2 separate regions of the Mus musculus genome follow, and region 1 is linked to region 2. Evidence: chromatin loops called from intact Hi-C (ENCODE). Cell type or tissue: gastrocnemius. All regions are shown on one strand. Each heading gives the region's core, and the rest is flanking DNA. Links, peaks and the distances in the headings are about the cores only. Region 1 has its middle 42 kb from the start of Gm22550. Region 2 has its middle 37 kb from the start of Gm35487.

The links. Peaks named below come from ENCODE experiments on the same cell type or tissue, not always from the same donor. Only the 100,000 strongest peaks of a DNase experiment are listed, where the experiment ranks them.
Region 1: a loop joins it to region 2, with 23 times the contacts of the local background. A loop is called at or near these places in 11 of 42 quality-filtered maps.

The regions. Positions count from the first base shown.
Region 1 is chrX:54,071,055-54,083,929 of GRCm38, forward strand. It overlaps the pseudogene Gm46673. Among named protein-coding and RNA genes, the nearest start is that of Gm22550, 42 kb to the right of the region's middle. In gastrocnemius, for the core only: no CTCF peak of the experiment used is centred there; no DNase peak of the experiment used is centred there.
Region 2 is chrX:56,003,406-56,016,280 of GRCm38, forward strand. It overlaps a transcript of 3830403N18Rik not described here. Among named protein-coding and RNA genes, the nearest start is that of Gm35487, 37 kb to the left of the region's middle. In gastrocnemius, for the core only: no CTCF peak of the experiment used is centred there; a DNase peak (open chromatin) is centred at 5,717.

The DNA of each region.
Region 1 (12,875 bases), core at 2,158-10,157, 1.9 Mb before region 2:
ACATTTATGGCTGTCTTTTACTTTAGTTTAGGGAATTTTTCTTCTATAATTTTGTTGAAGATGTTTTTTGGCCCTTTGAACAGCGAATCTTCACCCTCTTCTCTTCCTATTATTCTTAAATTTGTTCTTTCCATAGTGTCCCATATATCCTGGGTGTTTGATTTAGGAATATGTTACATTTGGCATTTTCTTTGATCAATTTATCCATTTCTTCTATGCTATCATTATCCCTGAGATTTTTCTCTTCCATTTCCTGTGTTCTGGTGGTGATACTTGCATCTGTAGTTCCTGTTTCTGTTCTTTTTCCTAGGTTTTCCATCTCCATGGTTACATCAACTTGTGTTTTCTTTATTGATTCTATTTTCCTCTTTAGGTCTTGGACTGTGTCATTAATTTCCTTTGCCTGTTTGATTCTATTTTCCTCCTTAAATGCTTCTACCTCTTTAATTGTGTTTTCCTGTATTTGATTAAGGTGATTATTTATATTCTCGGTAAGGGCCTCTATCATCTTCATGAAATGGGATTGGAGATCATAGTATTGCTCTTCCGGTGTGTTAGGATATCTAGCGCTTACTTTAGTAGGCAATCTGGGTTCTTAAAGTGCCATAATGTGTAGCCTTCTTTTTATTATATTCTTGGGCTTGCATTTCTCTATCTAATTGTCTCTGGTGTTGGTTGCCCTGAATGTCCTATGTTAGCTCAAACCTCCTGAGAAGCAGGTGGAGCTGTGTGTCTCAGCTATTAGCAGGCCTCCTGTATGTTGGGTTAGAGATGGCCTCTTGGTATTCAGGCAGAGCTATGTAGTGTGGTGCCTAGCAAGCCTGTATATGATCTCCACTCGTACAGGTTCAGACTGTGTGTGTCAGATTTGACCCTGAATCTTGGGAGGCAGGCATATTGTTGGGTAGGGTGCAGTGCATGCTGTTCCTGGATGCTACAGGAACAAGCATGGCCTTGAAGTTCCAAACAAGTATCTTTATTTTTGTCTTTTGTATATGTTATTTATGTTACTTATGATATTTATTCATTCATTCATTCATTCATTCATTCATTCATCTTTTTACACTCCAGATTTTATTCACCCCCACCCCGGTCCACCCTCCAACTCTTCCACATACCAAACGTCCTCCTTGTCCCATGTCTCCATGAGGATGTCCCCACCCCAATACCCCTTATTATTATGATTATTAAAAATCAGTTTTTACAGTCCAGTTCTTGTGTTCCTCTTGGTTAAATTTGGTTACACTAGCCTCTAATTTTTTCTCATTAATCAAATAGCTTATAACTTCTTTTGTTTTTATGTAGTGAATATAATTTATGATAGTTAAAAGCCTGTTAAATATACATGATATCTTCTAAACCTAAAATTCATATACATTCAACCAGTTTTTAAAACCTATTTGGAATATTAACCCTGGTAGAAGCCAAAAAAAAAAAATAATAATCTCTTACGTAGTCCTCTATGAAAGGAAGAAGTGACCAGTTCTTCATTAGGCAGTAACCCATTCCATCTCCATGGGAGAATATGCAGCGTAACTGTGGCTTCATAGAATGAATTGGGTAGTATTCCTTCTGTTTCTCATTTGAGGAACAGTTTCATGAGTATTGGTATTAGTTCTTCTTTGATGGTCTGATAGAATTCTGCCCTACGGGCATCTAGTCCGAGGGTTCTTTTTGGTTGGGAGATTTTCACAACTGGTTCTATTTCTTTAAGGGGTTAAGGGACTGTTTACATGGTTTATCTTATGGTTTTGGTATCTGTCTCAATAATTGCCTATTTCACCCAGCTTTCTCAGTTTTTTTCTTTTATTCATTACTTAACTATGTAGTTTAATCATTATAAGCTTTTTTTCCAGGCTGGGTTCCTTGGAATATCTTTGGCTGAACTGGAATTTGCTCTATAGACCAGGCTGACATGGAACTCAGAGATTTTCCTGCCTCAGCCTAGTAAGTCCTGGGATTAAAGGTGTATGTGCTAATATTCCCTGGCAGCTAGGAATTTATTTTGAAGACTACTTACATTTCTTCATATAATTCACACCCTTACAATGTTATAAAATGTAAGTCCTTCACAGTGATTCCTGCTTTTAACCAGAGGACTGCGAGCATATCTCTTTTGACTTCTAAGACAGCCATACATACATAGCCAATTCTAGGCCAGCCAGTGCTAATCAATACAATCTTGGCAAAAAACAAAACAAAACAAAACAAAACAAAAACAAAAACAAAGAGAAAGCACCTTTCCTATTTTTAAGCATCGGCTACATTATACTATCCCACACAAACACACAGAGACACAAACACAAAAAAACACACAGAGACACAATCAGAGAGAGAAATACAGTGAGAGAGAGAAATACAGTGAGAAAGGGGGGGGTTAGGGGAAGGGGGAGGGGGAGGGGGAGATGGAGACAGAGCCAATTGCAGAAAACATAGTACATCTTTTAAAAACGTCTTCTGTTAAGACTGGGAAGTTAGATCAATGATTAAAGAAGCATGATAGTGAACACCATTTCTTGGCTTCCATCCCTGGGATTCAGAGAGTAGGAGACATGACTCAGAGTCTAAGAGCAGGTATTACACTTTCAGAGCAAAATGGTTTGATTTCTACACCCATGACATCAGACTGACAATTCCATAAACTACAGTGCCAAGGGACCTGCGATTTGCTATGGCTTGCAAAGAATCAGAGGTGTTAACATACATAATACATACATGCAGGTAAAACACTCATAGGTAGAACATAAACACAATGAAATCAGTTTCAAATGGGAAGAAAACAAGGAACAGGGCCATGAGCTGGGGGAGACAAGCTGAAATCCCAGGGAACAGGCTTTGGAAACTGGTCTGAACTCCAGGTGATCAGTAGGAACATAATCAGGACCAAACACAAGGAGACAAGACAAAGTGCTCTTAAATGTTGGATTGGGCTCTAAGTCACATGAGCCAGCCTTCTTAAGAGCAGGTAAAAACAATTGCTGGAAAAACAACAAAAGCTATACCACTAACAACAAGAAAACGTTCCAATTGCTCTCATGTTTTCTCTTGTGGTTTTCTTTTTAAATATCTTATTGCATCTGGAGAGATGGCTCAGCACTTCTGAACACTGGCAGCTCACACACAGCACAGATTTGGACTTGCAACATCTCCATAGGCTGTTTACAACTCCTTCTGCTTCAGTGACCACAGGGATTCCACACTCCCCCTTCCCCGTAGACAATGTATCCATACCTGTACAGAGAATTCAAAACAAATGAAATCTCTTCAAACTGCATCACGAATCATGCATTAGGTCCAGTATTTGGGTGCTCTCAGCTTCAGGCTCACTATGATCAATGGTTTATACTTACTAGCATGTAAAACACACTTCTATTCTCTACCTGGAACCCTTCCTCAGATCCTATCCTCAGCAAGGATCCCATGCAACACCATCAGACACTTCAATGCTTCAGAGCAAACAAACCTCTAGCTGTGTGCCATGCCGGTTGGGTAGACTGCGGTCAATATCACTTCTCCTCCTGCAAACCCTCACAAACACTCACAAAGATTGTCTTCCAGGACAAATCTGAGTGCCTAACAGAAGGAGCAAAGCACCTCTGCTTGCTCCAATGTCTAAATGCCATTGCAGATTAAGAAATTCCCTAGTGCTCCACCAAGATTCCCAGTCCATGAGAATTTCAGCAATCCATTACTTTCCCAGAGTCCAAACTTACTGCAATTCTACAGGCCAATACATTGTCCCATTAGAGGCCCACTCACCAGCAGGCAGCATCTGGTCCAACTCTCTCTCCAATGGCAGCTAAACAGAAGCAACCTGCAAAGTTGGTTGGATCTGCTCCTGGTTCCACCAAGGTGACTTTTTGCTTCAGGTGTAGGGGGGGGGGGTACGCTTACCTGCTGTGAGACCTTTCCGTGTAGCTGTGCTCACTAAGCAAAGAGTTCTTGGAAAGCTCAGGAACCATTTCCTTGTTCAAAGTCCCTCCTCCCCGTTGTGTTCCTGCTAGGGAGTGAGTAGTAGGCTCTATTTCCAGGGTTCTCTGTGTTTTTGTGAGGTGATAAACAGTGATTGCTCTCTCCTATTCTACCTTTCCAAGAAGAATGAGACTCCCATTCTAGACATCTTTTCTTTTACTTTACAACCCGTGACGGCAGGTATGGTTGTTTGTGTACATGACAGTCTGCATGGACACTTCCTGTGTGCAATAACTGCGGAGGCCAGAAGAGGGCAAAACTGCAAATGCTGCTGGAGTTCCAGGGAGTGACAGAGAGTGGGTGGGAGGTGGAGAGGGAGGGAGGGAGGGAGGGAGAGAGAGAGAGGGAGGGAGGGAGAGAGAGAGAGAGAGAGAGAGAGAGAGAGAGAGAGAGAGAGAGAGAGAGAGAGAGAGAGAACCACAATGTAGGTGCTGGGAATCAAAGCCACCTCCTATGTGATAGCAGCAAGTCTGTGGAACAGATAAGTCATCTTTTCAGACGCTTCCACCACTTTTGAATTGGCCAGGAAAGACTTGATGCTATGCAGTCTGGAGCCGACCTTGTGGATGCCATAGGAGAGCCTTGAAAGCATTTATTTATTCTTAGATGAATTTGGACCTTTTGAGAAAGGAACTGTTTCTACACCAGTCTTCTCTCATGAGAAAATGTGCAGCTGGATACATGGTGCAGAGTATAAGATCATTGGTTCCTATGCAGAGGATCCAGGATTCAATTACCAGGGTCTACCCTGTGTCTCACTGCCACATGTCAGTCCTGTTCCAGGGGATCTGATACTAGCTAAATTCTGACCTCCACATGGTCCAGTTTAGTGCGCAGGCAACAGACACACCCCTTCAGGTAAAATGTTCATACAATAGAAATAATGAAAAGTATACAGTTTACAAATTGCTGTGTAGAACTTGATTTCCAAATGATCAAACATATTATCAGGAGCAGACTTCAAAATATGGCTCTAGATCAAACATTTTGATATGTTTGATACTTATATTTATATTTCTTTTCTGTTTTGAACCCCCTAGGACCCAACATCCCGATGTCCTGGAGGAGAGTAAACCAGAGTTCTTCCATAGTCTCTGCTTCAGTTCCTGTCTCCACTTTCCAGCTCTGAATTAGGTGCTGTCCTGACTTCCCTACGTGACATAGTTTACAACCAGAGAGTTGTAAACAGAAAGAAACGATTGCCTTCTCTGGTAGTTTAGGGCCCTGGTTTTTATCATATTGAAACAAATACAGGATTGTATACCAGCACTCACGCTATCTGTCTATGCTTAACCTTCTGGTTAAAAGACAGTTTGTTCAGAACAGTGGAGTGACTGATGAATGTCAGACAGTTACATAGCAATTTTTGCCCTATGAATTTGGGATACATCTCTGATTATATTGAAGATTCAAATTCAATTAAATGGTTTTACTACAAGATAGAGAGGAAACTAGTGTTGATGTAAAACAAATTCCACAGTAGATCAATTCTAAAACTAAATGAATCTGCATGCTATCTCAGCACTACTTAGTAGGCAGTGGGACAAGCAAAGGCAGAGGAAGAGGCAGAGGCAGTGGCAGAGGCAGACACAGAGATAGAGAGGTTCAGGTACAGGCGTAGATAGAGAATTTAGAGGCAGAAAAAGAAGGAGAGGCAGAGTCACAAGGCCAGTCATAGGGAGATTCCGGATCAGAGACAGTGTCAGAATGTGTGGTCTGCGTGTGCCTGGTGTGTGTCTTTGTAATGCTTGGAACTTTTCAGAAGTTACATTAATTCAAGTGTCCTTTGAGGTGGTGTGATTGGTTGCAACAAAATTCTTAGATTGCAACAAGTATACCAAGACAAGATTTCTGTCTAATTGGCCACCCAGACACAAAGAATACTTATACTAGGAGAGAACTCAGGCTAATGGCTTTCTTTCATCTGATAAGTCTGCCTCTCCCAGTCACAGAATAAAAGGAAATTATGATTCATAACAAAGGAACACATACAAGACTGCAGAATCTCAGCCAAGACTATTGAGAACTATTTTTTTTATCACAAAGCTCTCACACAACATTTAATAAATCCTGTGCTGGATTCATCTTCTAAGTATACACTGTATGTTATATATAATGTATCATAAAATACTAAACAGGAGTATCTAGCTATGTACACTGAAAGTGTATTGCATACAGAGAGCATTAATACTGTAACTCCATGGATGAAACATGTTTATGAAGCAATACATAGCAACAGAGATTTAACACACAATATTTGCATTTCATATGTGGTCCCCAGATGAAACTTAATTGCATCAACACACATGGCACAGCATGGAACAGGTATGACAAATACTAAAATAGTAAACAGCTGAATGCAAGAAGTGTGCAATACAGAGTTACTAAGTCTTTGGTAGAATACTATATTTACATGCTCACAACATACATTAGTGAAAAAGTCCTGCTGCAGTAACTTTGCGCAAGATTTATTGTCAAAGCTTGTACTTTTTGTCTGGTGGTTGGTGGTTGGTTATGCAAATTGGTTGTGGTTTTTTAGTAGCCATAGTCAAAGAAGAAGCACAAGGAAAGAAATTAGATTCAGAGATTTTCTAATTCCTCTCTCTAATCTACCCTTATTTCTGTCCTATCTAGTGATAGGGGGTATAAAAAGAAGAACCTAGAAAGTATCAAAGACCAGCTATAAAAATGAATCCTTACTTACCCTCCACCAGAAACCATCAACTGTGAAGAAATATTCTTCAGCATCTTTATCATAAATTTTAAAGGACACTCTTTAATAGCTTCCTGACTGGACTGTTCCATTTTTTCTCTCTCTCTGTGTGTGTGTGTGCGTGTGTGTGTGTGTGTGTGTGTGTGTGTGTGTGTGTGTGTGTGTCTGTGTGTGTGTGTCTCTGTATCTGTGTTGGTGTGTTTGTGTCTTCCTGTGCATAATACCTTCCTGTGTTGTTATCCATTCATGTTTCTCTGTGGATTTAGTCACAACAAAGCAGATACAGTGCATTATGAGTGTCTTTTATTTTTGTTTTGTTTTTGTTTTCTGGTGGTGGGGAGTGAATCTATGCTCTTGAATTTGCAAATCAAACACTACCATTGTGTCACAATTCTTGCTGAGATAGGGTTTTGAATTCTTTAACACTAGTTATTTTTCTCCATATTACTATGAAGTTATAATCTTATTTTAAATGTACTCATGATCAGTTACTGAACTTTTACTTCCATTTCTTCCAAATTTATGCAGGTGCTAAGCAATGTCAAGCCATTGCTGATATTTTTTTGTTGATACTGCAATTTGATCAAAAAACAAGTTCTTGTTTCTGCCTTGTGTGAGAGTGTGGTTTTTTTTTTTTTTTTTTGAAGACTTGTATCTTATAGGCCAGAACAAAAATATGTAATGTACACTTGAGGAGGGTGGTCTGGGGTATTTCTTTGTATTAAATGCATGCCAGGTGCCTGGTGTTCTATCAGGGTAGTGGTGCTCCTTAGGCTACTTGCTCATCTTTTTGTTCTCATACACGTTTGGGAACAATATTTTTCAGTACCACAGAGCAAATGTTACAGGTGCTTAGCTTTTAAACTGTCAGTAAACACCAAAGTCGCAATTTTGGACCTCAGAGCAGGCTGTTCTCTCAAAGCAAGTCAGAGAATGCTTAGCCCTGTGAGCCCAATCCTTGCTTTTTTATTCTGAGAGTGGAGGGAAACTGTTCTTTCCTGTAAGGGTTTTGCAATTAGAGATTCTGGTATCAGCAGGGCTTACCAGAGGTTGCTCATCTGTAATAGCAAAGGAAAGGGGGCGGGGAATCAGTACCCTGTTGGCTCAAAAGAAGTCTAGAACACCACTACATTCTGCCCCCTTGTGGGTGCTATCCCTGTCACATTTTGAAGAGAAGCAGTGCTCCTCCAGGAACTTCCAGGCAATTGGACTGCATTTCTCTGGATGCTGTCAGACCCATCCTCCAGTTCTGGACTGACTATCCTTAAGAACAGTCACTCACCCTCCAGTCCACAGTCCCTGCTTCTCTCTCAGTTCTCCACAAAACAGGAGACTCTCTTTAGTTTTGTGCCAAGGGATGTCAGCCCTGCTTCTCATATACTGATAAACTAGACTGATTGGGACTTAGAAGAATTTCTTTCTCTCATCTACCTGTTTACCAGATAAACTGTCAGTGAGAATGGCTGAGACATGTAGTCTGTGCAAGGTTCCCATGATTAAGGGCAGGGAATATGAAGATAAGGCAGACTTATCAGTATATTTCAAAAGTCTACCTTTAATTGACATCTCTAAAGTTGTGCACAAGAAACAGGAGATTGTGAGGTGACTTCAAAGAGTAACATATGAGGTTCATCTAGAAAATCAGGAGATGTCTATTGAGAGCAGCACTAGACTTTAAAGAATTTGGTCCTCCATATATTTCTCACTATTTCCACATCTTAACAAGTAAGGTGTGAAGGAAGGCAGGAGGTGGTGGAAGAGTGCTGTCATCAGAGGCTATATCTCCAGGGATGCTTGTCCACTCTGTGACTTCAAGATATCCAATTGACAGTGGTACCTGGTTAGCAAAGAAGCCTTTGTAGTGCCTCAAAGCAGGAAGAAGGAGGGATGACCATGGTCCTTCTTTCATCATTTACACTTTAAAGCTGAGAAACAATGTAAAAACTCATGTCATTCTGATATATACACCATGGAATGTCCAGAGAATGTCTCAGTCCCTTGCTGTAATGGTTTTAGATATGACTGGACATGATTTTATGTTAATCTGAGTGTGTTAGTAAGCTTTTGTCAACTTGTCACAAACCTAGAGTCACCTAGGAAGAGGGAACCTCAAATAGGATCTGCCTATATTAGATGGGGCTATAGGCATGCTTGTTGGGATTTTTTAAAATATTCATTTAAATTTTCTCATATATTATGGTTTGAACATATTCTTTCCCTTCTTTATCTCCCTAACATTCAACTCAGAGACACAGTGAAACTTATAGAAATTATGGACCAAATGGATTTAACAGATACCTATAGAACATCTCACCCTAAAACAAGAACACACATGGTATGTACTCACTGTTAAGTAAATATTAGACAAAGAACATGGAATACCCATGATATGACTTATGGGTACTATCCATCACCTCCACCTCTGGTTAGTATTGTCTTTCTGACTCATCTTTGCGTAGATTCCTGAACCTTGAAGGGGAGAGCTTGATAAATACATCCTCTTCAAGACCTAGTGCTCCAAGTCTCTCACTCTCTGTGCATTATCCAGTTGTGGCTCTCTGTGTTTATTACCACGTTCTGTAGGAAAGTCACCTGTGATGAAGGCTGAGTGATATACATTGACATATGAGTAGAGCAATTAGGAGTCATTAGAAGTATTTTACTGCTGTGTTAATTTAGTACAATTAATAATAGCAGATTTTCATCTAGGGTTTTATGACATGTCTAGTCTCAAATGCTTGGCCTGAGATCCCCTCCTCATTTAACCCATCTATATTAGTTTCTTCTTTATTCCTTTACCACTGTATTCTATTTCCCCTCCCTTGGAAGATCTCCTCCTCCTTCATGGTCCCTTACTAGATAGCTCCTCTCTGTTATTCTAAATGAAACACACACATATATAAAGCTTACAAGCTAACTCCATACATAGGTGAAAGAATGCAATTTACATTTTTCTGGGTCTTGTTTGCCTGTTGGGAATTTTCCTGATTAACAGTTGATGAGAGAGGATTCAGTATAGAGTGAGTGGTGCTATCCCTGCAAAGATGGTGATAAAATATATAATAAAGCAAGCTAAGTGTGGGGATTAAAAGATGACTCAGTGTTTAAGAGGACTGGCTGCTTTTTTAGAAGGCCAGGGTTTGAATCACAGAATCATAGCTCCAGTATCAAGGGACCAAGTGTCTTCTTCTGTCCTCTGTGAACCCTGGACAAACAAGATCCACAGACATCCATCCAAGAAAAACACTCTTATAATGTATTATATATATGTATATATAATGTTATTAAAATAAAAGTTAAAGGAAGTTTTTAAATTTTGTAAGAAGAAAAGCTGAGAAAACTGTGCTGAGAAAGCACGCCAATAAGCAGCCTTTCTCCATGTACCTTGCCTATGCTCCTACATTGGTTCCTGCCCTGATTTGACTCAGTGATGGAGTGTGATGTGGAAGTAGAAAACAAAGTAAGCCTTTTCCAAGGGGAAGGGAGGAGATGGGGGATGAGATGGGGATTTGTTGAAGGGAAACTGGGAAGGGAGCTATCATTTAAAATATAAATAAATCCCAAAATGAATGATAAAAAATATAAGTCCTGTCCAGACCTCCAATGTGACAACATGAAACTGTTCACCTACAATCTCCTAAGCTCACATGGGCGGGGCATGGGCCTGCTTGTCTTCCCATGGCACCTGCAGGCCACTGAAATCTGCATCAACCCTGTGGAGTTCAACCCTGACTTCATGGCACAGATGATCCCCAAAGTGAAGTGGGCAATGCTTGTGCAGGCGGCAGACAACTCAATCTTGGCCAAGGTACCTAAAGAGCCAAGTGACAGCTAAAACAGGAGAGATGTTTTTGAGGAAGTTGCACCCACGTGTGGCTTGAGATGGATGTACTGGAGGGTACCCTGCAATGCCCAGAATCTGGTCGTCTTTTCCCCATCATCCGCAGCATCCCCAATATGCTGTTGAATGATGAGGAGACTGAGAGGTAACCTTGCTAGCCACCACACTGGGAGGTGGGAGTGGGTGCTCAGGTCGAGGAACACCCTCATGGAAGCAGGGGGAGAGGGAATGGGATACAGAGTTTCTGGGAGGGTGGGAACCTATGAAATGGACAACATTTGAAATGTAAATAAAGAAAATATCCAATAAATAAAAAGACCAACCAAAGAGTACACAGGGAGGGACCCATAGCTCCAGCCGAATATGTAGCAGAGGATGGTCTAGTTGGACACCAGTGAGAGGAGAGCCTCCTAGTCCTGAGAAGGCTGGATGCCCCAGAGTAAGGAAATGCCAGGACAGGGAAGCAGGAGTGGGTTGGTTGGTAAGTAGGGGGAGGAGAGATGGGAGAGGGGGTTTTCGGAGGGGAAACCAAGAAAGGGGATAACATTTGAAATGTAAATAAAGAAATTATCTAATAAAATAAAATAAACCAACTGGGGAACAATAAGTTAATAGCAGAATAAAAAATCAAAGAAGCCATGCATGGTGGCACATGCCTTTTATCCCTGCATTTGGTAGGCAGAGGCAGGCAAATTTCTGAGTTTGAGGCCAGCCTGGTCTACAGAATGAATTCCATGACAGCCAGGGCTACACAGAGAAACCCTGCCTGGAACAACCAAAAGAAAAAAAAAAGGAAGCAAAGCACACACAGGCATGCAGAAGAGCATTGGTCTCAAAGACAGCCCTGTCCTAAAGATGCTACTACACATAGTTTCACAAAATGGACTCTGAACATGTCCTCATAAGGCCTTTGACTATACTATCTAGGGTATCTCCATATGATTATAAGAAACAAAAGGAAACAAGACGATCAGTGTCAGAAGCAGATCTTAGACTGATGCCAAGGCCAGGCTGGGAGGCACACCAGGCTTTCTGTTTTCAAGCTTCCAGTATGTGGTTCTCCACCTTCCGAATGCTACAGTTCCTTCATATATATACTTCCTTATGCTGTGGGGAGCTCCAACCATAAAATTATTTTTTTGCTACTTCGTAACTGTAATTTCCTACTGTTATTAATTTTAACATAAATATCTGACATACCGATAGTCTTAGACAACTCCTGTGAAAGCGTCACAAAGACTCACAACCTACAGGTTGCCAAACATGATGCCAGGCACTAGTAAAACTAGCCAGCCCCTTGATTTTTACACTTTCTGCCTTCCAGAACTGTACTAGAATAGATGTGCTCTATTTTAGTTGTCTAAGCATGTGATCATCTGTAACACTAACTGGAAACACACATACCCAAGTGGATGAATGGGTCTATTTTTCCTGCCCTGGAATCTTGGCAGGTTTGAGTCAGCTCTAATCAAATGGAAGAGAAAGGATGCTGGATGAATTCCTACTCTAAGTCATCGGAGTCAATAGGGATTCCATTTTGTTCTCATGGAGAATGGGGAGGATTTGTTCTCCATTAAAAAGGTCCTTACATTCACTAATTTGATGCCTGCCTGTCTTTTTGAGTGTCCTTTGTACTTTTATCTGCTGTGTGTTGTGTTCTGTGTTCTTGATTATTAACTCTAGGGTCTTTACCATAATCACAAAATGAAAATATTCTCAGTTTGAAAACCTTTCATATTTGTCCTCTGTATACAATATGATTCTTTTAAAAAAATCAGTTTATGAGTACTTTGTACCAACATCTAAATTTTTGGGAAAATACTTTTTATTGAAAATGCATCTTTTCATTCAATTCAGAGATAAGTGAGTAAAGTTTTCCAAACTGTTGTAAAGGGGTCTTAGGGATTTAAGGAGATCTGTCCACTTCCCCTCCATAAAGACAAACACAGTGTCAGCTCACCCTGTGTGCTAAAGTCCATTATGGTTCAAAATGGCCACCTTTGAAGTTGTTAGCAAACTAAAGAACTCCTTAACTATACCTTCAATTCTGGAGAAAAAAAAGGCAGGGGGCACTGGGGAAACATTTACAGGTGGAAAGAAGGGCTAAAAATATTAGCTCTTCCCCACCAGAATTTTCTGTTGGAGGGCTCCTTTTAAAAATAAAATCAACAAATAAGTAAAGAAAATTTTAGAGAAGTGATAGCAAAGCACAAATTTGGTGAAAATATTAAAAGGTTTTTCCTGAGGCCCCTGTGTGTGTACCTTCATCTTTCTGAGAGGAAAACACCATCAGGCAGTTAGAGACTTAGAAAGGCTGAGTCTGACCTTTCGTTGACCCCACTAGCTCAG
Region 2 (12,875 bases), core at 2,398-10,397:
ATCTATGCTCCAAATACAAGAGCAGCCACATTCACTAAAGAAACTTTAGTAAAGCTCAAAGCACACATTGCGCCTCACACAATAATAGTGGGAGACTTCAACACACCACTTTCACCAATGGACAGATCATGGAAACAGAAACTAAACAGGGACACACTGAAACTAACAGAAGTGATGAAACAAATGGATCTGACAGATATCTACAGAACATTTTACCCTAAAACAAAAGGATATACCTTCTTCTCAGCACCTCATGGTACCTTCTCCAAAATTGACCACATAATAGGGAGGGACTTTAAACAAGGAAATGGTTCCTGAGCTTTCCAAGAAGAACTCTTTGCTTAGTGAGCACAGCTACACGGAAAGGTCTCACAGCAGGTAAGTGTACCCCCCCCACACACACCCGAAGCAAAAAGTCACCTTGGTGGAACCAGGAGCAGATCCAACCAACTTTGCAGGTTGCTTCTGTTTAGCTGCCATTGGAGAGAGAGTTGGACCAGATGCTGCCTGCTGGTGAGTGGGCCTCTAATGGGACAATGTATTGGCCTGTAGAATTGCAGTAAGTTTGGACTCTGGGAAAGTAATGGATTGCTGAAATTCTCATGGACTGGGAATCTTGGTGGAGCACTAGGGAATTTCTTAATCTGCAATGGCATTTAGACATTGGAGCAAGCAGAGGTGCTTTGCTCCTTCTGTTCGGCACTCAGATTTGTCCTGGAAGACAATCTTTGTGAGTACTTGTGAGGGTTTGCAGGAGGAGAAGTGATATTGACAGCACTCTACACAACCTGCATGGCACACAGGTTTATTCTTTTTAACTGTACATGTTAACTGTACATTTATTTTAAATAAAGAATATATTAAGTCCTCACAAAGCCAGGTTTTAAAAAAGGCATCTAATAAATTTATAAAGTGAATAGTATGTCTTTATTCTATTTACAGTAAACTTGTTATAAATAAATACATTTTTGAAAAGCTTATTTTTAACTTGAATAGATTTATATTTTAAACAGATCAACTTAATTGTTAAAGTTATTATAATAAAGAATATGATTTAATGACAAAAATCTTATTGTGAAATAGTGTGACAGTAAGAGATGAGCAAAGGAATAAAGTTGAACTCCTTCCAAAACTATGTTCAAAGCATCAGAAAAGCTTTTTGTTTTTACAGTTATGTATAAGCCATAGGGACACCACACTGAAATGTGAGTGTCTGTAACCAGAGTTCAAAACTGGTCTTACAGAACTGTTTGGGGCAAGCCAGGAAAATTTGTATTTAACACTCTATAGAATTTCACAGTAAATTGAATTTCACAGAGCTTTGTTTGCTCTGAAGCATGGAAGTGGCTGATGGTGTTGCATGGGATCCTTGCTGAGGATAGGATCTGAGGAAGGGTTCCAGGTAGAGAATAGAAGTGTAGTTATACATGCTAGTAAGTATAAACCATTGATCATAGTGATCCTGAAGCTGAGAGCACCCGAATACTGGACCTAATGCATGATTCGTGATGCAGTTTGAAGAGATTTCATTTGTTCTGAATTCTCTGTACAGGTATGGATACATTGTCTCCGGGGAAGGGGGAGTGTGGAATCCCTGTGGTCACTGAAGCAGAAGGAGTTGTAAACAGCCTATGGAGATGTTGCAAGTCCAAATCTGTGCTGTGTGTGAGCTGCCAGTGTTCAGAAGGGCTGAGCCTTCTCTCCAGATGCAATAAGATATTTAAAAAGAAAACCACAAGAGAAAACATGAGAGCAATTGGAACGTTTTCTTGTTGTTAGTGGTATAGCTTTTGTTGTTTTTCCAGCAATTGTTGTTTTTACCTGCTCTTAAGCAGGCTGGCTCATGTGACTTAGAGCCCAATCCAACATTTTTTTTTTCCAATCCAGCATTTAAGAGCACTTTGTCTTGTCTCCTTGTGTTTGGTCCTGATTATGTTCCTACTGATCACCTGGAGTTCAGACCAGTTTCCAAAGCCTGTTCCCTGGGATTTCAGCTTGTCTCCCCCAGCTCATGGCCCTGTTCCTTGTTTTCTTCCCATTTGAAACTGATTTCATTGTGTTTATGTTCTACCTATGAGTGTTTTACCTGCATGTATGTATTATGTATGTTAACACCTCTGATTCTTTGCAAGCCATAGCAAATCGCAGGTCCCTTGGCACTGCAGTTTATGGAATTGTCAGTCTGATGTCATGGGTGTAGAAATCAAACCATTTTGCTCTGAAAGTGTAATACCTGCTCTTAGACTCTGAGCCATGTCTCCTACTCTCTGAATCCCAGGGATGGAAGCCAAGAAATGGTGTTCACTAACATGCTTCTTTAATCATTGATCCAACTTCCCAGTCTTAACAGAAGACATTTTAAAAAGATGTACTATGTTTCCTGCAATTGGCTCTGTCTCCATCTCCCTCTCCCCCTCCCCCTCCCCCTCCCCCTCTCTTTCTCACTGTATTTCTCTCTCTCACTGTATTTCTTTCTCTTATTGTGTCTCTGTGTGTTTTTTTGTGTTTGTGTCTCTGTGTGTTTGTGTGGGATATTATAATGTAGCCGATGCTTAAAAATAGGAAAGGTGCTTTCTCTTTGTTTTTGTTTTTGTTTTGTTTTGTTTTGTTTTTTGCCAAGATTGTATTGATTAGCACTGGCTGGCCTAGAATTGGCTATGTATGGATGGCTGTCTTAGAAGTCAAAAGAGATATGCTCGCATAGGTCCCACAGAACTCTGGTTAAAAGCAGGAATCACTGTGAAGGGCTTACATTTTATAACATTGTAAGGGTGTGAATTATATGAAGAAATGTAAGTAGTATTCAAAATAAATTCCTAGCTGCCAGGGAATATTGGCACACACACCTTTAATCCCAGGACTTACTAGGCTGAGGCGGAAAATCTCTGAGCTCCATGTCAGCCTGGTCTATAGAGCAAATTCCAGTTCAGCCAAAGATATTCCAAGGAACCCAGCCTGGAAAAAAAGCTTATAATGATTAAACTACATAATTAAGTAACGAATAAAAGAAAAAAACTGAGAAAGCTGGGTGAAATAGGCAATTATCGAGACAGATACCAAAACCATAAGATAAACCATGTAAACAGTCCCTTAACCCCATAAAGAAATAGAACCAGTTGTGAAAATCTCCCATCCAAAAAGAACTCTCAGACTACATGCCTGTAGGGCAGAATACTATCAGACCATCAAAGAAGAACTAATACCAATACTCATGAAACTGTTCCACAAATGAGAAACAGAAGGAATACTACCCAATTCATTCTATGAAGCCACAGTTACGCTAAATATTATCCCATGGAGATGGAATGGTAACTGCCTAATGAGGAACTGGTCACTTCTTCCTTTCATAGAGGACTATGTAAGAGATATTTTTGGGAGCTTCTATCAGGGTTAATATTCCAAATAGGTTTTAAAAACTGGTTGAATGTATATGAATTTTAGTTTTAGAAGATATCATGTATATTTAACAGGCTTTTAACTATCATAAATTATATTCACTCCATAAAAACAAAAGAAGTTATAAGCTATTTGATTAATGAGAGAAAATTAGAGGCTAGTGTAACCAAATTTAACCAAGAGGAACACAAGAACTGGACTGTAAAACTGATTTTTAATAATAATAATAATAATAATAATAATAATAATAATAATAATAAATTGAAAAATTTAAAAATGAATACATATATTTTGCTAGTTTAAGCAAAAAATGTTAAAGAATAATAGGAAATAATAATTTGAAATCCTAATCCTCTCATTCCCTGAAAATTTTGGTTGTAAAAACTATGAATTTGTAACAAAGACTTTGTAAATAGTGGTACAGGGAATAGTCAGATGCCCTGAAGTCATGAAGCTTTTAGTTGTTATGGAGACAAAGGCTCAATTATACAGCTTAGTATGGCTTGGAATTCGAGGTCCTCACTCTGGCTCCCCCTCTGCCTCCACATCTGCCTGTCCCTCAGAGTCCCCACTATCACTGAGATAACCTGCAGATTAGTTCAGCTTTAGAACTGATCTACTCAAGAATTCTTTTCACATCACCACTACTTGCCTCTCTAGCTTGTAGTAAAACCATTTAATTCAATTTGAATCTTTAATATAATAAGAAATGTATCTCAAATTCATAGGGAAACAATTGATATGTAACTGTCTGGCATTCATCAGTCACTCCACTGTTCTGAACAAACTGTTTTGTAAACAGAATGTTAAGCACAGGCAGATAGCAATAGTGTAAGTATACATTCCTGTCTTGATTTCAATGTGATAAAGATCGGGGCCCAAAACTACCAAAAGAGGTAATGGTTTATTTCTATTTACAACTATCAGGTTGTAAACTATGTCACCTAGGGAAGTCAGGATAGCACTTGATTCAGAGCTGATAAGTGGAGACAGGAACTGAAGAAGAGACTATAGAAGAACGCTGTCTTACTTGAAAGAAAGAAAATTAAATTCAAGGCCCATGATTCATATGGCTCATGATGACTAGTCAGAAGGTTTACAGACCTAAGGCAGAGATAATAGCAGAATAGGCTCGGGCATGACCAGACAGGCCAGCCCAAAGGCTGTAAGTCATTCCAGGAACTGACTGGCCATGAAGATAAGAGAGGCATGCAAGGACAATCTACAGACAAGCCCAGCTGAGTAATGGGCTACCTGGTCTGGTCTCCTTCTGATATGGTTTGAGTTTAACCAGATGCTCTGCCCATAAAGATAAACAACCTCCCTTTAGAGTTGCTGTTGTCCCAACTCACACGTACCACTTGCTGATGTTTAAACTGTCCAATTGTGTGTAACTGCGCCAATTTCCCCTATCCCCCGACTTTTTTTCTATATAAACCCCTAACTTTTGAGTCTCAGGGCCAATTCCTCTGTCTCCTGTGTGAGACACATGTCAGCCTGGAGCTCCATCATTAAACTACATCGTGTGTTTGCATCAAAATGGTCTTTCCTGTTTCCTTGGGTGCGCACCATACAGAGACTTGAGTGAGGGTCTCCCCATGGGGGTCTTTCATGTGAGGGCTTGTTCAGGATTTGCGTGACCCCCAGGAGCCCCAAAGACCCCTTGGAGGTATGTCTCTGTGAGTCTTACATGTTGTTTGAGTGCATCGCCACTGGGTTTGTGTCTGGTTTCAGTTTTCTGGCAACTGCAGCTGTGGGCTGTAAAGAGCCAGTGGCTGCAGACAGAGACGTCCTAGGGCCGCAGGCTACAACCCTGGAAGACATTCCAAGGGTGGAAGGAAGTCAAGAGAGCCTGGCAGTTATCTGTCAGAACGAAGGAGACGAAGTGCTCCTTTATCATAAAGGGAGTGGAAGTGAAATCCCACTCGTCAGAGGTCGCGTTTGGCTGGTTGTTTAAGTCCAGATGCGGGCAAGTGTGTTTGGATGTGCTAGTGTTTTTGTCCTTGTTTTGTTCTTGTTTTTTCTGATTTTTGTCATAGGACAGACCGTGCCAACCCCTTTGTCTTTGACTGAAGACCATTGGATGGATGTTAGGGCAAGAGGATGGAATTTATTAGTGATAGAAGAAGAAAGAGAGAAAAAAAAAACCTGGAAGACTTTCTGTACCTTGGAATGGCCTGCCTTTGGGGTAGGCTGGCTGCCCAAGGGAACTTTTGATTTACCCACCATCAGGGCTGTGAGGGCTGTTGTTGTTCAAAAGGGACCGGGATCACACCCAGACGAACAGCCATACATCATAGCGTGGGAAGATTTGGCACAATGCCCACCCCAGTGGGTGTGACCATCCCTCCCAACCCCATTGTCCGGGCTCCAAGATCCTGGCTGTCAGAGAAAGTGTGCTATGAACAAGAAGCAGAAGCTACAGCCTAAGAAAGATGGTAAGCACAGAGCTCCTGGCGCCCACCTCTAAGATCTACCATGAAATAGAAGAACCCCCTGAGTGACCTATTCTTCTGCCCCCACCTTATCCTCGAGCTCCCCAACCTGTACCCCAACCCTCTGCTCCTCCGGCTCCTCTTCCAGCCCCAGTCCCTGGGACCAGAAGAGGAGGTCCTTCAACAGGGATGAGGAGCTGATGGACAGCCGCCCAAGAAGGACTGGCCAATTCTACTGTAGCACTTCACCTTAGGGCTGTTGGGCCACCCCAAGCTGATCAGAATGACTTACAACATTTACAGTATTGGCCCTTTTCTTCCACTGATCTTTATAACTAGAAGATTAATCACCCTCCCTTTTCAGGAAACCCTGCAGGGCTTACAGGCTTGATAGAGTCCTTGATGTTCTCCCATCAGCCTACTTGGGATGACTGTTAACAGCTTTTACAAACCTTGTTCACCACTGAAGAGAGAGAGAGAATTCTCCTCAAAGCTCAAAAGAATGTCCAAGATGATGCCAGAGATCCTGTCCAGACCCTGGCCAAGATAGATGAAGGATTCCCCTTGACCCGCCCTCAATGAGATTATAACACAGCACGATGTAGGGAATGGCTGTCTAATTACTGGTGGGCTCTAGTGACGGGTCTCAGAGATGTCACACGAAGGCCCACAAATTTGGCTAAGGTAAGAGAAGTTATACAGGGGATGACTGAGCCCCCCCCCAGTCTTACTGGAGATACTCATTGAGGCTTACAAAAGGTACACCCCTTTTGACCCTATGTCTGAAGGACAGCGAGCCTCTGTGATTATGGCTTTTATAGGACAGTCAGCCCCTGACATCAGAAGAAAATTACAACGGATTGAGGTATTACAAGATTACACTGTAAGGGGTGTAGTTAAAGAGACTGAGAAAGTGTATCATAAGAGAGAGACGGAGGATGAGAAACAAGAAAGAAAAAAGAGAGAAAAGAGAGAGAGAAAAGAGAGGATGAAGACAGGAGAGACAGGAAACAGGAAAAGACTCTGACTCTAATACTGGCTGCAATAGTAGATAGAGATAAAGTAGACAGGAATAGGTAGTCAGGGGACCTGAGAGACAAGAAATGGCAGGGGCCAAAGAGACCCAGAAGAGATAGACCACCCCTGGGAAAAGATCAATGTGCACACTGCAAAGACAAAGGTCACTGGGCTCGCTAGTGCCCCAAGAAGGCACAGAGAACAAAAGTACTGTCCCTTGAAGATGATGAAGACTAGGGGAGATGGGGCTCGGCTCCCCTCCCCAAGCCTGAGGTAACATTAAAAGTGGAGGAGACCCCTATAATTTTCTTGGTCGATATGGGTACAGAATATTTAGTGCTCAAAACACCTTTGGATAAGATAAAAAACAAAAAGACGCTAGTGATTGAGGCCATGGGGCAGAAACCATACCCATGGACCAGTTGCCGGAACAGTGGACCTAAAGAAGAGCCAAGCAACTCACTCATTTTTGGTCATTCCAGAGTGCCATATGCCCTTACTGGGAAGAGACTTATTGACCAAATTAAGGCACAAATAACATTTGCCCCCTTTAGACCAGAATTGTCCTGGGGGACTGAGACACCTCAGACCTTAGTGTTGTCTTTACAATTAAGAAAAGAGTATCAGATTTATCAAAATAAACCCCCAGAGGGACTACAGTACTGGCTTACTCGATTTCCTCAGGTATGGGCCAAAACAGGGGGAATGAGAATGGTGAGACTAGTTCCCCCAGTGGTGATTAAGCTTAAGTCTGGGGCCATTCCCACTGGGGTCCAACAGTACCCCATAGACAAAGAAGTGCAAGAGGACATACACCCCCATATCACCAGACTGCTTCAACAGGGGATCTTAGTCCCATGTAAGTCTCCTTGAAATAACCCCCTACTCCCAGTAACGAAACTGGGGACGAATAACTATCACACCACGCCGTGCAGGACCTTAGAGAGGTCAATAAAAGTGTTCAAGATATCCACCCCACAGCGCCCAATCCTTACAACCTGCTCAGCATGCTGCCACCTGAACGAACCTGGTATATGGTCTTAGATCTTAAAGATGCTTTCTTTTGCCTGAGACTACACCCCAACAGCCAGGCCGTGTTTGCTTTGAATGGTGAGACCCAGAGAATGAAAAAAAAAAAAAAACGGGCAATTCACAAGGACAAGACTGCCTCAGAGATTTAGAAATTCACCCACCTTGTTTGATAAAGCTCTACATCGAGATCTTGCCTCCTTTTAGACCAACAATCCCCAGGTAACTCTCTTACAATATGTAGATGACCTTTTGGTGCCCACAGAAACACACAAAGAGTGTGTACTCTGGACTCAGAAAATCCTGGCCAGGTTAGGTGAGTTGGAGTACCAGGCTTTGGCTAAAAAGGCACAGTTATGCCAGACTGAGTTGACCTACCTGGGATATACCCTGAAGAATGGACAACGATGGCTCACAGAAGCTAGGAAGTGGACAGTGACACAGATCCCGACCCCAAACAACACCTTGCCAGGTAAGAAAACTCCTGGAGACTGCTAGATTGTATAGACTCTAGATCCCAGGGTTCGGTACTTTAGCAGCCCCATTACACCCCTTAACAAAAGAAAAAGGAAAGTTCATTTAGGCTAAAGAACATCAATTGGATTTTAAAACTCTCAAAAAGCACTGCTACAGGCCCCTGTCCTAGCACTGCCTAATTTAAACAGGCCTTTTACTCTATACATCGATGAGAAAAATGGAGTAGCCAGAGGAGTCCTCACTCAAAGCCTAAGACCCTAGAAGCACCCAGTAGCCTATCTGTCAAAGAAGCTAGCCCCTGTGGCCAGCAGATGGCCCTCCTGCCTCTGGACAATAGCAGCCATGGCTGTACTAGTCAAAGATGCTGATAAACTAACTATGGGCCACAATGTGACTGTGGTGGCCCTGCACTCCCTTCAGAGCATCATTTGACAGCCACCAGACCACTAGATGACTAACACTCAGATGACCCACTACCACTTTTTGTTATTGACAGATCGAGTGACTTTCACTCCACCTGCCACTCTTAATCCTGCCACCCTACGGCCTGAAGCTGAAGAGAACCCCATACATCAGTGTGAGAAGATACTGGTGGAGAAAACTGGGACTCAGCCAGACCTAGCCGATCTACCTTGGCCCAGAAAGGTAGCCTGCTTCACCAATGGAAGCAGTTTCATGGTAGAGGGTAAGCACAGAGCTGGGGCAGCAGTAGTGAACAGGAAATCTGTTATATGGGCCAACAGCCTGCCTGAAGGGACATCAGCCCAAAGAGCAGAACTTATTGCCATAATTCAAGCTTTAAGGTTAACAAAGGAAAAGGTTATCAATATTTATACCAACAGCCAGTATGCTTTTGCAACAGCTCATGTTCACGAGGCAATCTACAGACAGCATGGACTATTGACCTCTGCTGAGAAAGATATTAAACATAAACAAGAGATTCTTAGCTTGTTAGAAGCTGTCCACTTGCCCTACAAGGTGACGATCATCCATTGCCCAAGACATCAAAAGGGGGCTAGACTAATAGAAAGAAGAAATCAGATGGCTAACCAGGTGGCCAAAGAGGCAGTGCAAAAACAAACGAGTTTAGTAGTCAAAATCACACCCCAACAGGTTGAGGAGATCCCAGAAAAAAAATCCTCACAGAAGAAGAGGAACTAAAATACTTGACCGATATACATGGCCTCACTCACCTGGGAACCAAAAATATGATAGAACTAGTCAATAGATCCCCTTACCATATCCCTAGACTACAGAAGGTAATAGAGGACCTAGTAAATAACTGTATAGTGTGTGTTCTCACTAATGCCGGGTCCAACAAACACCATGGTGGAAGACACTTACAAGGAAATCGGCCTGGGACTTACTGGGAGGTTGACTTTACCGAGGTCAAGCCAGCCCAATATGGAAATAAGTACCTTCTAGTTTTTTTAGATATCTTTTCAGGGTGTGTTAAAACATTTCCCACCAAGAGAGAAATGGCTAATGTGGTGACTAAGAAGATACTCGAAGAAATCCTTCCCCATTTCGGGGTACCTAACTTAAATGGGTCAGACAACCAGCCTGCCTTCAACTCCCAGATAAGCCAGAGACTGGCCAGACAGCTGGGGACAAATCGGAAGTTACATTGTCCTTACAGACCCCAGAGTTCAGGACAGGTAGAAAGAATGAATAAGACTCTAAAAGAGACCTTGACTAAATTAACTTTGGAGACCAGCAAAAGTGATTGGACAGCACTTCTCCCTTATGCCCTATTCCGAGTCCGGAACACTCCTGGAGCCTCAGATCTAACACCTTTTGAACTAATGTTTGGGGCTCCCCCACCTATCTATGTGAATGTAGAAAATAGAACTTGTCCTGATGTTTCCTCTATTCCCTCATCTCACCTCCTAGCCCAGCTGAAGGCTCTCGAAATCATGAGAAAAGAAACTTGAGAGCAGTTAAAAGAAACCTACACCACTAGTGACTTACAGGTTCCACATCAATTTGAAGTGGGAAAAAGGGTCCCGGTGAGGAGGCACCGAGCGGAGAACCTCGAGCCTTGGTGGAAAGGACCCTACCAGGCACTATTGACTACACTCACTGCCCTTAAAGTAGAAAGAATTCCCTCTTGAGTTCATGCCTCACAAGTTAAGAGGGCTCCCCCTGAGTATGATAGTGATAAGTAGCCTCTAAAAAAGACTAATAATCCTCTTAAGTTGTGCTTTTGTCACAAGAGCGACTCAGAACAGAGACATCAACCCTCATACTCAAATTCAACAAACTTGGGAAGTGCTTAATGAGGAGAGGGACATTATATGATCGACCACCACAATACAAGCCCCGTGGACTTAGTGGCCCAACCTCATTTGTAAGTGAGTAGCAGGGTCACTTACATGGGGCCTCCCCGAGAATACTGACCTTCATAAAACACCACCTGATAAACAGTGTGTCCCGAGCAAGATAGGGAGCATGTTTAGATGCTCAGGACAGTTCTACAATCTTCAGTCTCCAGAATTTTATGTTTGCCCTGGCCAAGGCCAATCATGAATGCTTCAGCATCAGTGTGGAGGGGCACCAGACTTTTACTGTGCTACATGAGGTTGCGAGACCACAGGTGAAGCTTATTGGAATCCTACCTCTACCTGGGACCTGATCACTATAAAAAGGGGGAATAGCTATGACCGGCCAAACCAAGGTGAGAGAGATAGTTCTAAATACCTTGAGAGCAGGTGTGCCTGGTTCAACAGCCCTAATAGACCTTGTAAAGATAACTAATACAATCCCATACATATAAAGTTCACTGACCAGGAGAAACAAGAATGACAGAGCTGGGTTACGGGAAACAATTGAGGTTTGCAATTGGACACAGAAGTGAAAGACCCTAGATTAGTTTTCAAAATCAAATTGACTGTGGAGAGTCCATCCCCAGTGCCCATAGGACCTAACAAGGTCCTTCCGGAACAGGGCCTCCCTGCCAAACCCAAACCCCCAGCTCCGATAATTGAGAACCCCCTCAAGGTTGTCACCCCTACAAGATCCCCCGACCACAATCCCCACCCCACCCCCGATCCCTTGACGGAACAGAGACTGTTCAACATGATTAGAAGAGCCTATTATGCCCTTAAAAGCTCAGATCCGGATGCTACTACTGACTGCTGGCTATGCCTATCCTCAGGCCCTCCCTACTATGAAGGGATTGCCTTTAATGGAGATTTTAATAAAACCAGTAGTCATGCCTCCTGCTCATGGTGAACAAGAAAGAAATTAACCCTCACTGAAGTGTCAGGGAGGAGCCCTGGTTTCTGCATAGAGATACCTCCTCCTTCACACCAACATCTATTTGGTCAGACTTATTCTGTGTCCAAGACAAATACCAAATATTACCTTGTGCCATATCTAGTTGGTTGGTGGACCTGTAACACAGGGCTCACCCCATGTGCATCAACTAGTGTTTTTGACCCCTCTCGTGATTTCTGTGTTATGGTTTAGCTCCTACCTCGCATGTATTATTATCCTGCTTCCTGCCTAGAAGATAAGTATACCAATAAGAGATTGAAAAGAGAACCAGTTTCCCTTACCCTAGCTATGTTGATGGGGGTTGGTCTTAAGGTAGGAATAAGAACAGGCATAACAGCCTTGATTGAGGGTAGACAAGGAATCCAGTCCTTAAGAGAAGCTATAAATAAAGATTTAAGCATGCTAGAAAAATATATCGATGTATTAAAAAAATCCTTGACCTCCATGTCAGAAGTAGTATTACAAAACAGAAGAGATTTAGATTTATTGTTTTTAAAAGAAGGTGGACTATGTACAGCCTTAAAAGAAGAATGCTTCTACACAGACCACACAGGAATAGTCAGAGATTCTATGCAGAAATTGAGGGAAAGACTGGAAAGGAGAAAGCAAGATCGAGAAGCTCAACAGAGATGGTTCAAGTCATGGTAATCTAAATCTCCATGGATGACCACTTTACTTTCCACTTTAGCCAGACCAATTCTTATTATATGCTTGGCTTTAATCTTTGGCCCCTGCTTAATAAATAAGGGAATTGCTGTTGTTAAGAGTAGAGTGAATGCATTGCAGCTTATGGTTCTCCAACACCAATATCAACCTATAATAAAAATAGAAGAGCAATATGATTCCTACCCCACATAAGAAGATACAGACCTTTGAAATTCTAAGATTAGAATTATTTAATAAAAGAAGAGGGGAATGAAAGAAAGAAAATTAAATTCAAAGCCCATGATTCATAAGACTCATGATGACTAGTCAGAAGGTTTACAGACCTAAGACAGAGAGCATAGCAGAACAGGCCCGGACATGACCAGACAGGCTGGCACAAAGGCTGTTAAGTCATTTCCTGGAACTGACTGGCCATAAAGATAAGAGAGGCATGCAAGGACAATCTACAGACAAGCGCAGTTGAGTATTGGGCTACCTGGTTTGGTCTCCTGATATGGTTTGAGTTTAACCAGATGCTCTGCCCATGAAGATAAACAACCTCCCTTTAGAGTTGCTGTTGTCCCGACTCACAGGTAC